2 separate regions of the Homo sapiens genome follow, and region 2 is linked to region 1. Evidence: read pairs that join two places in POLR2A ChIA-PET (ENCODE). Cell type or tissue: MCF 10A. All regions are shown on one strand. Links, peaks and the distances in the headings refer to the core of each region. The heading gives the core; the rest is flanking DNA.

What was found. ChIA-PET counts read pairs that join two places held together with the same protein. Peaks named below come from ENCODE experiments on the same cell type or tissue, not always from the same donor. Only the 100,000 strongest peaks of a DNase experiment are listed, where the experiment ranks them.
Region 2: POLR2A ChIA-PET joins it to region 1 with 6 read pairs; 3 of 35 experiments call an interaction of 5 or more read pairs at or near these places.

The regions. Positions count from the first base shown.
Region 1 is chr4:53,555,507-53,562,718 of GRCh38, forward strand. All of the region lies in intron 2 of LNX1 (ligand of numb-protein X 1), which reads right to left. Among named protein-coding and RNA genes, the nearest start is that of LNX1, 32 kb to the right of the region's middle. In MCF 10A, for the core only: no CTCF peak of the experiment used is centred there; a DNase peak (open chromatin) is centred at 3,215.
Region 2 is chr4:53,655,787-53,662,998 of GRCh38, forward strand. No RefSeq gene overlaps it. Among named protein-coding and RNA genes, the nearest start is that of LNX1-AS2, 66 kb to the left of the region's middle. In MCF 10A, for the core only: no CTCF peak of the experiment used is centred there; no DNase peak of the experiment used is centred there.

The DNA.
Region 1 (7,212 bases), core at 1,426-5,425:
CCTTGAATCATTGCTTATATCTCTTATGTGTATAAATTTCAGCTTCTCAATTAGACTGTCAACTCCTAGAAAGGAGGTACCATGCCTCAATTCTTATTGCCTGGATTCCTTAGAGAACATGACAGTACCTGAAATGTGTCACTAATTCACTGATTAATTATCCCCAGTAGCATCGGGGAACAGCTGCACAGAATTCTCTCACAAAGCATACACAGCAATTGGAAGCTTCTAAGAAAGTCAGATAAATGTGGAAACACCATCCTGGTAATGGTGATTCCTGGCAAAGTATGATTCCCTAGCATCATACTTTTATAGATTGCTTGTGTCCGTTCAGTTATTCAGCAAAAATGTTGCCTTTGATTTATGTACTTGTAGAAGAGAAAATTTTTAAGTGGTATAAGGACCTTCCTTCAATTAGGCTATAAAACTGAAAGTAAACAAATGGAAAGATTCCTCAATAGCAGGAATCTTTGTGTAGGAATAGCAGGAATCTGTAGTCAGTGGAGTGGTGGCCCCCAAAAGATGTCTACCCAGAACCTGTGAATGTGACCATATTTGGAACAAGGGTCTTGTAGATGCAATTAAGGATCTCAAGATAAGATTACCATGGAGTATCCAAGTAGGCCCTAAATCCAGTGATAAGTTTCCTTATAAGAAGAGGAGAAGGCAAAGAGAATTGAAGAGGACACTGAGGAGAAGGACATGTACAGACAGGTGGAGGCAGAGGTAGAGTTATGCAGCCACAAGCCAAGGAACACCTGCAGCACCCCCCTCCACAAAACTAGAAGAATGCAAGAAAGCATTCTCCCCTATAGCCTTCATAGGGAGCATGACCTTGCTGACACCTTGATTCCAAGCTTCTGGATGCCAGAACTGTGGGAGAATACATTTCTGTTGTTTTAAGACATCCAACTTGGGTTAATTCGTGACAGCAGCCCTAGGAAACCAACATAGCAACGAAGAAGGATAGCGCATGGGAATGGGTGGGCAGGGAAGAATATCATGGCACTGGATTTCAAAGATCCCAACCTCAGCATCCATTGAGAGAGGAATGAGCCTTTTCATAATCTCTGCCATTGTCTGTTTGTCTAGAAAAGCTTCTGCAAGGTCATTATTTCCTCAGAGATGCTCATGATTCAGATTTAAGCTAGACACTTTCTCTTGGATCCTGGAGTTATATTCCAATAAGATGGGACCAGATAATCCTGAAATGCAGAACAAATGATCACTTCCAAGAACCTAGCTGTATTTACCAAAGAGCATCTGCTGTGTTAGACAAATTGGCTGGTCCAGCTAATTACAAAGGAGGCACGGGCTACCACTACATAGTCATGGGTGGTAGCACTATCTAATGTGACCAGACAAGCTTTTCTGATCTGAACTCTATGAACTCTATTTAAAGTCTCTGTTTTCATTTGCCCACTGACTGTAATTTACACATAAGCCAACTCTTGCTATTTTTCCCGTCTGGTTAGGTTCATAAGGAGGAATACATTTTTGCAAATGTTCCAAACACAAGGCACACACAGCAACACTTTTCATATGATTGCTAGAAGTCATTCACATTAGTCTATAATCCTTATTGAAAGCTTACTAACAAAAGGAGCTGGAAAAATATCACTAGAGGTTGGTGACATGAGGCATTTCCTTGCATAAAATGGACATGTGTCATGTAGGAAATTGTCTTTATTTTTCAGAGATGCACAATGATGTATTTAGGGGTGATATGTCATGATGGCTACAATTTGCTCCAGACCATTGCAGCAAGAAATATATGAAGCAAATGTGGCAAAATGTTAACCCATTAAATCAAGGCAATGGAAATATGGGTGCTCAAGGCATGTTTCTTCGTATCCCATAGGTTTCAAAAGCATCAAAAATAAAAATAACATGGATATATACATTTTATACATAGGGTTCTTTTTTTACTGATACTATACCTGTTTTCAGGTATAGAGACTGTCTCAATAAAGGGACGATGCCTGCTTGCAATTATAAATACCCAATAGAGGCAGCAGATCTATGCATACAAATTCTATTCTTAACTGCTCTTCAGTTCTATTTACGGAAGGAAGAGAAGTTACATCTATTGAGGAAAAAGAGTACCCCAAAAAAGCAGCACTGACACTGAAGCAGGAAAAAAAAATGCCTTATTGAGAAAGTACTGCATCTGTTAATATGGGGCTTTTTTGTTAAGTCACAGACAGCTAAGCATGCCGTTTTAAACTGCTGGCAGGGTGCTTTGTCCAAGTGCATCTAGTATGTGTGGAATTTAAAATGGATATATCAGCTAGGGAATGGACTCGGGTCCCACCCCCAACATACTAGGCACATAAACACACAGGCACGGACAGAGAGGGGACTCACAGTTCTGAATACAGGAAGTGCAGGTTGCCCACATTGTCAATGTAGTTAGCAGGACTGAGCCAAGGCAAGACCAGCAACAGAAGCGCCTTCATTCTCCGAGCAGTGTGCTGCCTTCTCCCTGGCCACCTTCTGTCAGCTACAAGGGCCCAAACCAGCCAAGCTCCTTTAAGCAAACCTTGCCATGCCCCCACAATCAGTAGATCACAAAGAATTTGACTGAGAACCTTCAGATTAAGCCACGTTAATAAATCACGGGCCCGTAAGAAGATTATGCTCTCTGATTCTCAGATGAGAGGATGTAGGAACGCAAGGAGCCACCACGGTTGGCGAGAGAGCTTAGGCTGAGAGCAGGCAAGCTGATGCCCAGGAAAGGAACCAGCCCCTCCTGCAGGATGCGGACTGGTTCTTGGGAAGCAGCTGGTACATTTACATCACCGGCTGGGAGCAGACAGGCTGGGAGTTAAAATGTGTTGGAAGAGGACATGAGCATGACACATTCAGACCCCACGGTGTGAATAATTAAATAATGAAAAGCTGCCCTCCAGTTTGCTATAGCGACACTGTAAGAAATTCCCATCTTTGGAGCAGCCTGGAGAGCTGAGCTTAAAGCAAGCATTCACATATTCAGTGGCTGAAATATGAACCAACCCCACCTTCCTCCAGCACCCATCACTGTCTTGACTGCACTGACATATGAAAGAGATGTGACAGTGACAGCTTCCTCGCTAATTTTGAAATCTGGCTCTCGAGAAGAATAGGCTGTGCCATTCTCTGTCAGAATAACAAAGAGCCTGGATAGACATAAAGTTCTGTCCAAACAATGTACAGGTTCCTGTTTGGTGAGGAAATGAGTCACTCCATTCTTCCTTCTCCCTGGGGGGAATGAATTGAGCTCTGAAATCAGCTGTATGACACTTGTTTCATTTAAGCTCTCAAGCCTCAGTCACCTTACCTTTGAAATGGAGCTAATTATGCCTTACCTACCTGGTCTGTCAGGGACTGGGCCACATCCCCTCTTCCAGCTTTAAGATCTGGGATTTGAGACTGCATCACCGGCCTCAACACTAAGACTTCTTTGCAGGCCTAAGCTCTGGAATGCCACAGAAGCCCCCAGGACTCTCGCTTACCCCATATTCAAGAAGATTAAATTCCATTTTGCCAACTCAAGACCAGAATCTTAATAGAAATGGCTCGAAGGGATAATTACATTCATCACATTAATGACAGCCAAGCCATGATAGCAAACTCCACTCCACAGGAAGTAGACCAGAGAAAAGTCTACAGGATGAGACGAGTTGCAATGAACTGCGTAGTCATTAGGAATTTGGCATCAGAGGCAGGGCTAAAGAGTTTAAATACAGAAGACTCTTAGAATGTGCAGATTTAATTTCTACAGTTTAAAGTGCAGATGAACAACCTTGATAAAACATGGGATATAATAATTCATGATTTTGTTGAGGTCCAAATTGGAATTCTATTCTCTGTAAGGCTGCTCTGCAAGAGTGAGTCAGAGCTCATGGAAAGCAGTAGAAAGAAGTTAGGTTTGATATGTAGGTGCTGGGGTTAGAGAAGCTTGAGGTTAGAGTTCTAGCTCTGCTGCATACTAGCTGTATGACAGTAGGCATGTTTGGTTAACCTCTCTGAACTTTCATGTCCTCCCCTGTAAAAGAAAGACAATAGTAATAGTGCTTAACTCAGAGTGCTAGTAAGAAGGTGAAATGAGGCAATGCCCATAAACAACAAAGGGCTTAACGAGTATTAGCTTAATGTTATTGTATTTTATTTTTTTCAGAGATGGGGGTCTTGCTCTGTCACCCAGGCTGTAGTGCTGTGTCACAATTATACCTCACTGCAGTGGTGAACTCCTGGGCTCAAGCAATCCTCCTGCCTCAGCCTCCCAAGTAGCTGGGACTACAGGTGCGTGCCGCCATGCCTGGCTAAAAAAAAAAAAAAAAATTAAAATCTTTTTCAGAGATGAGGGTCCCTCTATGTTGCCCAGGCTGGTCTTGAACTTTTGGCCTCAAGCAATATTCCTGCCTCAACCTTCAAGTAGCTAGGATTACAGGTGCAAGCCACTGCACCTGGGTCTACTGTTACTAATAACTATTAGCGATAGTGAATGAGCCTACTTGGAAGCTTAACAGCTATCTCCAAGAGGTTTTGTTATTCTTTTCTTATCCCTTCTTTCCTCCTATACTATTAGAGAAGTGACATGTTATAGTCTTATCCTAAATATGGAGTTTCACAAAGTCCTGAAACATGCTCTTCTTGGATGTCCACGACCTCCTATATAGATCAGAACTCTTAAGTAGCATGATGTATTATAAAGGTTGTGGACTTCATATTGGTATTGGATTGTATTTCTGACGATCTTGGACATGTCAGATTGCTTCTGACATTTGATACATCTTTTATTAAAAAAGGATGACTGCCCATTCACCACCTTGCATTTAAAGGGGATGAAATTAATTAATTAATGTGACTGCAATATAAACATGAATGTAAGGTTTTCTGTTGTTTTTTATGTTGCTATTGCAACCACTGCTGGTTGCCTATCAAATATTTAACCTCCCCTTCTTCCTTATAACAGAACCCAGGTTTTATTTATGCTGTTACTACATGTAGACCCTCTCACAGATGGGCATCTGTATAACACAATAGTGACTAATGAGGTATGAGTAGAAATTACTGGGTAAGGCATCTCAGAAGGCTCTTTAAAGGAAGGTGTCTCCATTGGCACATTGTATTTTTCCCTGCCTGCCTAATTCTTTCTGCCTGGAACTTGTACATAACACTGAAGCATGCAGCCATTTGAGACCATGAGGTGACAAACTTGAGGATGAAAACTGAACCGATTCCTGCTGGCATCATGTCATGGCAAAATCATAGTAATCCTGGGCTTCCTACCCTTAGACTTTGTATTACATGAGAAAAACAAAACTTCTACCTGGTTAAACCAATATAACACAATTTTCCATTACCTGCCATCTGATGTAATCCTAATTAATACAATCCCTTGGGGCTAAAACCCAACCTCAAATGAACAGAGATTGCTCCATGGCTTCCTTGCCGGTAAACAGCCCTAACTCTAATCTTTGCCCTATTCTTTGCCTGGCTGTCCTGTTTATCCTTAAATGTTATCTCAGATATCACTGATTATCTCCTATTTTCTTGCTTCTTTTCTTTTCACTAAACAAGGTTTATTTAGGGGCCAGGAAAATGTTGGGTTCAGAGTTAGAAGGTCACAGTAAGGATGTATGTCAAAGCACAATTATTATGAGATGCTTAGTCTGGCTAAAATGACCAGCAAGACTAATACATGCTTACTTTTCATAGGTAATAGTCCCCTGTATTTCTTTTCTTTTCTTTTTTTGAGATGGAGTCTCATTCTGTCACCAGACTGGAGTGCAATGGGGCGATCTTGACTCATTGCAACCTCCGCCTCCCAGGTTCAAACGATTCTCCTGCCTCAGCCTCCCGAGTAGCTGGGACTACAGGCATGCACCACCACACCCAGCTAATTTTTCTATTTTTAGTAGAGATGGGGTTTCACTGTGTTGGCCATGATGGTCTTGATCTCCTGATCTCATGATCCGCCCACGTCATCCTCCCAAAGTGCTGGGATTACAAGCTTGAGCCACTGTGCCTGGCCCTCCGTGTATTTTTTCTTTCAATAAAGTCTTCCCCACTTTGTAGACAGCTAGCTGTGTTGTCCTGAACACACTACCCTGGATGGAAGTAAAGGTCAACAGACGATCCAGGTTAGACCTTTGGAGAAGAAACTCCCAGGACACTGGATGCAAAGTTAATCCGGAAAATATTCCCAGCCAGCCTTCAGCCACGTATGTCTTGGGCCAATTACATCACGTTTTCATTCACAGCTCATTTCAAATTATTGAACAATGAACTCTGTATTCATACTAGTAAATACTTGAGGAGGGTCAGTTTTATTATCTTCCATTTTTAGAAAATAAGAGAGTAGGTGCAGCAAACCATCATGACACACATACACCTATGTAACAAACCTGAACGTTCTGTACGTGTATCCCAGAATTAAAAAAAAGGAAAAAGGAGAGAAAGTAAAGGGCAAAGTGAGTTGTCCTATGAAACAATTCACGTATGTTTTCAACTTCTCTCTTTTACCTTTAAAAGGTCATTTCCTTAGAGGCAGAAATCACAACTTATTTTTCTTTCATTCAGGGCCTGACCTATTGTGAATCCTTGCTAAATACTGTGTATGCAGATGATGAGATTACAAAATGGAAATGTGGTCTTGAGCCTAAAATAAGTCTCGCTCAGGATCAAGAAGTAAAAGCTTGGCTTCCACACACCTTCTCATTGAAAGTCTGGGTCAAGAGAGATGAGCAGATGGGCCCTCTCCAGGGGCCCCACTACACACTGGTAATGGCCTCCAGTTAGGAAGGCTGCCATTCAACTCAATAAGTCCATCACCACCCTGGGAATTCTCTACAGTAGACCCATGTGATGGGAGTCTGTAAGCATCTAAGAGGGCAGAAATCAACAGAATTAGCCAGAAGTTTCCAACTGCTAGCTCCAAACTCAGACTTATTCCCATAAAAGAGCTCTCTAGTCTGAAGACAATCAATGATCTAGCCAGTCATGCATACCTACAGCCAGTCCTAAATGTTTTGCTCAAGTATTTATATTTAGTAGACAAGTATTGTTTACAAATGAAACGCATTCTGGAGAAAACAGGCACCAGCTGTTTAAAGATGTGATTCTGTCTGCCTGTACCCTGACTTAAGTCTCCTGTTGGGCAACAGGTGCAGAAATTTCAGTTAGACAGGAGGCATAAATTCAGGAGATTATTTGTACAACGAGGTG
Region 2 (7,212 bases), core at 1,296-5,295, 100 kb after region 1:
GGCCACTAGGTTTGGCTTAACGTGCTCCCTGCTCACTTCTCCAGCATTATCTCAGCACGCTCCCTTCTCAGTGTACTTGGACCACAGAATGCACCACTAATGGCAGTGTCTTGAACACACCCAGCTTTTCTCCATCTCACAGGCTTTCTTGTTCCTGGACTGGTCTTTACCCTTCCTCTCTCACACACAGACTCTCTGTCTCTTTCTGCCTAACTCACTCTTTCTCATCTTTCAGGTCACAGCTCAAAAGTCATTTCCTAGGGACACCCCACGACCTCGCCCCTTGTCCTCATTTCCTTTGAGCACTTGATACTACATGTAAGTCTATTATTTATTTGCCTATTTTGCCTAATATTTATGTAACTTATAATTTACCCACTTACAGAGACCCCTCCCTCCAAAACAAGGTTTCCTTCCATGAAGTCAGGAGCTAGGTCTATTTTGTCCCCAACTATATGTCCAAGACCTGCCTGCTACACAATACATTCTAAATAAAACAAAATGCTGAACGAAGACATGAATAATTGAATGAGATCATCTTTTTTCTCTCAATTCAGGTTAGTTAAGGAACCTGAGTTTCTTAAATAGTTGTTGAGAGGTACTCACATGTTTTTATTCACATACAGATCTAGTTTTCCCTGTGCAGATGTAGAGAATTAGCAAATAATTGTGGCCTAGAGAATCTACCAGAGTCCTCCTTTCAGAGGAACCACTTTCTGTTGCCTCTGGGAGTGCTGTTCCACAGCGCAGGGAAGAGATGGGGAAGAACCAGAAAATAAAGGCTTCTGGCTTTCCACTTTAGATTTCGTAATTCATTTTCCGTGAAAACGATAGGGCCAAGTGGAAATTGTACTGTTTTAAAAGTTTCTGGGGGCCAGCTCTGGGAAACCAAACATCATTTAGATTTAGAACATCAGTTTATGGGAAGAAATGTGTTCCAAATTCTAACAACCAACATATCCTCCAAAAATGACTCGGAACAAAAACTCTAAGTGGGGAGTTTGCCTGTTTTGTGTTTTAGATGAATTTGTAAAAATACTGTGACTCATCACCAGCCACACCCTCCCCGGCTCTCATCTTAATTTGGGTTCTGGTTAGCATGCATTGGACAACATTGGGAATGCCTCGGAGATAATTTATTCACACTGGAATTTTTTTATTTGCATTGAGGCAGAGCCAGGAAACACTTATTTTCTTGTCCATATTAGGAAGTAGCTTCCGATGCACCAAGAAAGTGCAATATTGAACCATTCTCCTGGCCTCCCTCAAGCTCCAGAGTTAATCCTCCTATTAGGAGTAAAAACCAATCCCATTGGTGAGATTGGGAGCTCCTGACTAATCTGATTGCTGAGATCAGGAGTCCCTGACCAATCAGATTGGTGAGACAGGATGGAGGACATCCTTTCCCAGACCTCTCGCCTGAGCACTAGGGGATTGCATTGAAAAAGCAAGGGCCTCCTTCTCTCGCATGCTGGATTCTGTGTGATGAGACTTGGAGGACATGGAGAGGGTGGCTGTTCAGCCTCCAGTCACCCTGTTTGTTCGTTTGTTTATTTATTTATTTGATGGAGTTTTGCCCTTGTTGCCCAGGCTGGAGTGCAATGGCGGGATCTCGGCTCACTGCAACCTCTGCCTCCAGGGTTCAAGTGATTCTCCTGCCTCAGCCTCCCGAGTAGCTGGGATTACCAGCGCCTGCTACCACGCTCACTAATTTTTTCGTATTTTTAATAGAGACGGGGTTTCACCATGTTGGCCAGGCTGGTCTCAAACTCCTGACCTCAGGTGATCCACCCACCTCGGCCTCCCAAAGTGTTGGGATTACAGGCGTGAGCCACTGCTCCAGGCCATCACCCTGTTTTAAACAGGCTGCGCATGCACAGGGATGCCAGCCCAGCTGAGACAGGTCTCTGCTCTCTTGCTTACGTCTTCTTCCCCGTCACTCTTTTGATTGGTGTAGTCGGACTCTTGCATACCATAGTTCAGAGAGGACGGGATACACCTTTGAGTCATTTTTAATCCAGCTCCTCAGAAAGCTGATACAATCTTTAATATCCCCTATTGGCTCTTTATTTCTGTCCTCAGCCAGAATGGAACTCTCCATCCTCAACCTCCAATTTTCAATCATTTGAATTGTATTTTAAATTGTTTTTTCCATAAACAACTTTGCTATACCTATGTATAAAATGCTTGTGAAAATAAATCTAGTGCTCGTGTTAGAAAGTGTATAGATCAAGTGTTTGCCTAGTTTGCAAAACCAGTGTTAAAACAAAATCTTCCTGCATTCTAGATTTTTCAAGGAAACAGGCAAACTCCCTGAGGAATTTTATATTAAGGGGCTTTGCCATGAAGTCAATCCAGTCAAATGCACGCCCATGTATCTTATCTCTGTAGCTAGCATTTCTGCTCTATACTTTTGTCATCATTTAAATAGTTTTGCAGTGCTTTGCTGACATAGAATTATTCCATCATGTCATTGAAGAGAACCAGGCCTAGAAAGATGTGGTGGCTTGCCCAAAATCACAGTGAGTCTTGGAGCTGGGCACACAAATCCAACATCCAGCTCTCAAATCTGCCCTCTACAAATTCCAAATTGCTTGCAGAGGCTGCAGTTTCCTTCTAAAAACAGTTCTCAGGAAAATTCAGCTTGCTGTTTTGGAGGAAGTGCCATCTTTTTCCTATCTTTATGCCTAAGGTATCTCACTTGATCTTGTCTTGAAGGGGATTTTTGGGCAGAGATGGGGCTAAAAGCCATGAGGATAAATGAAATGAGTTGTTGCATGGAGAAAATCAGATTTTCTTTGCAATGCCTCTAAGTTTTTCATCAGGGTAGGAAGAACATACAGATTTGAACTCTTCACTGTTACAAATTTTAGCCATTTTGAGCAATCTGGTTCGTAGGGGTCAGGAAGATGTCACCTTTATGACACATTCCTTTATTTCATGCCTTTTTAAAAGAATTAAGGACATTTCTCTTTGAAGTAAAACTACCTCCTCCAAGGCTCTGTGCAATGCTGAGTATTGTACATTCTGGGACAGTCATGGCAAAGAGAACCAAGCTGTCATTTATTAGGCAAAGGCTGTGTAGCCTCCTCTAGGATTTTGTTTCCAGCCCTGAGGACACTGTCAACACTTAATAAATGAAGAAAAACAGCAATAATAAATATCATGAATGGAAAGAACAATGTGAAAGGCACTCCAGACTTCTTTTCTCCAGGAAGAAATTTCTGAAGTTGTCTTAGACTTTGGAAAAAATCCCAAGATACTATTAATATAATGGCACTTACCTCTATTTTCAGGGGACAAAATCCTTTAGACTTCCTATTTTGAGAAGGCCTGGTTGATTGCACTGATTAATTAATTGGGTTGGCTGATTTTCCAAACCTCATCGCCATGAAAAAGCAACTGGAAAACATATTCTTTTTACATGTGGAGTTCTCTAAACTGGTTCAGACAGCTGGACCCCATTTTGTGTTTGTTTTTTCAAACAGATTCTTCGTGCTCTAAACCAAATCCAGCTGTATGTACTAATTGCATTTCAGTGACCAGGTTGGATGTTGTCTTTTTGAGAAAATTTCATTTAAAAGGAAAACAGATGCTTCCGCCTCACTGTGGTGCATTATTGCTTTTGTCCCAATGTTATACTTTGTCTGAGAGCATTCATCTGGTAAACCGAGGCTGTGCTGGTGTTCTGTGCATGTCGTACTGTTATAGGCAGACAATTATGCCAGATGGCCTCTAAAGGCTCTCAAATGTGTTTGCACCTCTTTCCTCACACTACTTCCTCATATACATGTGTACACACACGTTTGAAATATCAAGAGAAATTATTTTTTAATTTAAAAAATTATAGAAGTCAAACACTCTCAGTGAAAAAGCTAAAAGTAAGAAGAAAAAAATACTTCAAGTGAATAGTGTAAATTTACCTGCTCCTTTAGTACCCAATAACAATAACACACACATATACGCTCAAATGTGCCCACATACATAACCTTATCCCCAGTCTCTAGGGCTAATCTTTATCTGTCTATGCCACAGATTATTTGCAGCTTGTATTTATTATCTAAGGTTGCATAACAAATCACTCTAAAACTCAGTGGCTTAAAATAACACTAATCGTTTACTATCTCTCACAGTGTTCTGTGGATCAGGAGTTAGGGAGTGGCTTTACTAAGTGGTTCTGGCTTGGGGACTCTCATGAGGTTGTAGCCAGATGCTGGCTGAGGATGCAGTCATTTGAAGACATGACTGGGGCTGGAGGACCCTCTTGCAAGATGGCTCACTCCTATGGCTGGCATGTTGGTGCTGGCTTCTAGTAGAAGCTTCAGTTTATCTTCATGTGGGTTTACATAGCCTGCTTGAATGTCCTCATGGAATGGTGCCTGACTCCCCATAAAGAGTGATCCAAGAGAACAAGGTGGAAGGTGCAATGCCTGTTACATTCTACCCTTGGAAGTCACACATCATCACGTCTACTATATTCTTTGGTCAGTCAGGCTAGCCCTGGTTCAGTGTGGGAGGTGACTACAGAGAAGTACACATTCCAGAAAATAAACATAATTTGGGTCCATTTTAGATGACAGCTACCACAGAGCTCCCATTAAGTGGTGGGGTCTACTTCTCCACTCCTTGAATCTAGGCAAGCCTGACAATGTGCTTTGTTCATAGAAGTTGGTAGAAATGATATGGAATACTATGTCGTCATAAAAAGGAATGAAATTATGTCCTTTGCAGCAACATAGATGCAGCTGGAGGCCATTATCCTAAGGGAATTAACGCAGGAACAGAAAACCAAATACTGCATGTTTTCACTTCTAAGTGGGAGTTAAACTTTGGGTACCTGCGGGCATAAAGATGGGAACAATAGACAATTGGGAATATTAGAGGGGTACTAGAAGGGACAGAGGGGCAAGAGCTGAAAAGCTACTGGGTACTATGCTCACTACACGGGAGATAGGATTATTTGTACCCCAAACCTCAGCCTCATGTAATATACCCATGTAACAAACTTGTTCATGTACCACCTGAATCTAAAATAAATCTAAAGTAAAATAAAATAAAATAAAATAAAAGTTATTTTTTTAAAAAAGAATGGAAAGGTACCAGAACAAATACATAAAAAAGAAATTGGTAGAAATAAAATTGTGGCAATCCCAAGCCACGGCTCAAGATTTGCCTTTTCTGCTTTTCTCCTTGAGGATGAGAGAAAGGCCAGGTAGAAAGAGTTGTCCCAGCTGTCCCTGCTTTGGGGACATATATTAGTAAGCCTAGCCAACACCGTATCTAGCAGAGATGACTTGTCCTAGCTAAGCCCAACCCAAATTGCCAGCCCACAAAATCATAAACAAATAAGTGATTGTTGTTTTAAATCACTAAATTTTGGGGGATGGTTTGTTACACAGCAATAGAAAATTGATACAATACGATAAACAATGGTCTACATTTTGTTGATTTCATATCCAACAATATACTGTGGGTATCCTTTCATGTTAGTATGTATAGCTGTCTGTCATATTTAAAAAATTCCAATATGAAAATTTTATAATATGGAAGTGTCCTAATTTTTAACATATTTGCCATTAGTGGGCATTCAGGTTGTCCATAAAATTTTTGCTACTGCAAGGAATGCTTTAGGAACATTACCTGTTCTGTTACTTGTTGGTTACATTTGTAGAAGTGAAGTTGCTAGGGAAAAGGGATTAGAGATGTCATCAAATATTTGAAGTGTCAAAAATAGCTGTGCCAATTTCCATCACACTAACAATGTATCAAATTTTAAAGGAAAATCCTAAAAGCTCGTTGATGCCCTCTTCCTGAAAATTCAAAGCCAGGCCTTTGTTCAAAGCCAGGAGGTGGTGAAACAGAGCTGGGAGCAGTATAGGACTGTGTGGGACCACTGATTCCTCTGAAGATGTAGTGAGAACAGACCAAGGAACTCAGGGTAGAAATACAAAAGGTAGGTACATGACAGAGGAGTAAATGGAAATGTGGAGGAGGTTGGCTTTTCTCATAGAATCCTGACACTTTTTCTATCTCCAAGAGCTTTTTCAGAAATAAATTTAATAGACAAGACTGCTAACTAAAAGCCTTTTTTAAAAAAGTATTACAATAATCAGTAGTAAATCTGAAGTATTAAAGATAACAGTAGTGGTTAGAGTCTTATACAAATTCAACATTAAGGCCTTAAATCTAACTTGTCAGTCACTTATTTTAGCCAGAGCATTTGCATGGACCCCAGGCCCCCTGGAGGCCCTGTGCGACTCTAGAGGTTCAAATAATGATGCCTAACACCATGTGGCAGATATGATCGAAACGAATCTACATATATTCCTACATGCATTTAATTCACACAGCAGATGAAGAAACTAAGGCATAGTGGAGTAGCTAGGTAATTTTCTGAAGTTTAGGGTGGTAATAAGTAGAGGAGCAGAATGTTAATCTCTTTGTTCCGAGAAGCTCTGATCGTATCAACTTCTGTGTGGTTGACCAGTTGGCTGCTTGCTTCCACCATTCTTCCTTTCTGGAAGAGGCTTGGGATGCATTCACTTCCCAGCCTTGCTTGCAGCTAGAACATGCACACATGCAACCCAATATTGGCCAATGGGAACTTAGGGAAGTCAGCTGGGGGACTTCAGGGAAGACTTTTTTTCCTAATAGAAGAAGATGCCTGCAAAGAAACCTCTTTCTCTCTTCCAAATATTGTGGGAGTGTAAATGTGTCGCTTAGAATGTGGCAGCCCCTATGCTGCCAAGCTTGCAGATTGCAGAGTGGAGAGATGGGAAGAGGCTCTATTCTTCATGATGCTATTGATCTGCTAATCCAATCTCAGCCTTGCCTGCCTATCTCTCAACTTCTTCTATTGTAAGATTATTAAGTTTCGTTTTTGTTTAAAACCACTTTTAGTGGATCTGTTCTGTTACTTGTAGCTGAAAGCAACTGAAACATTATTACTTTATGCCTCCAAGAATACTTAATTAATTGTAATCTCAGTATTTTGAAACTGTATTTTAAATGGAGCTGGGAAACCCTATAAGAATACAGAGCACACATTTCATATACAACAATCAGACTCCTGCTTCATTCTGTTCTTTGAGCTACAAACACATAAAACATTATTAATGACAAATTGAGTCATTTTTAAATGAATCTTACTAAAAGTACAAATGAAAAAAAAACTAATTCACTTTTTTTAAGCTGGAGGAAACCTAGTTTTAA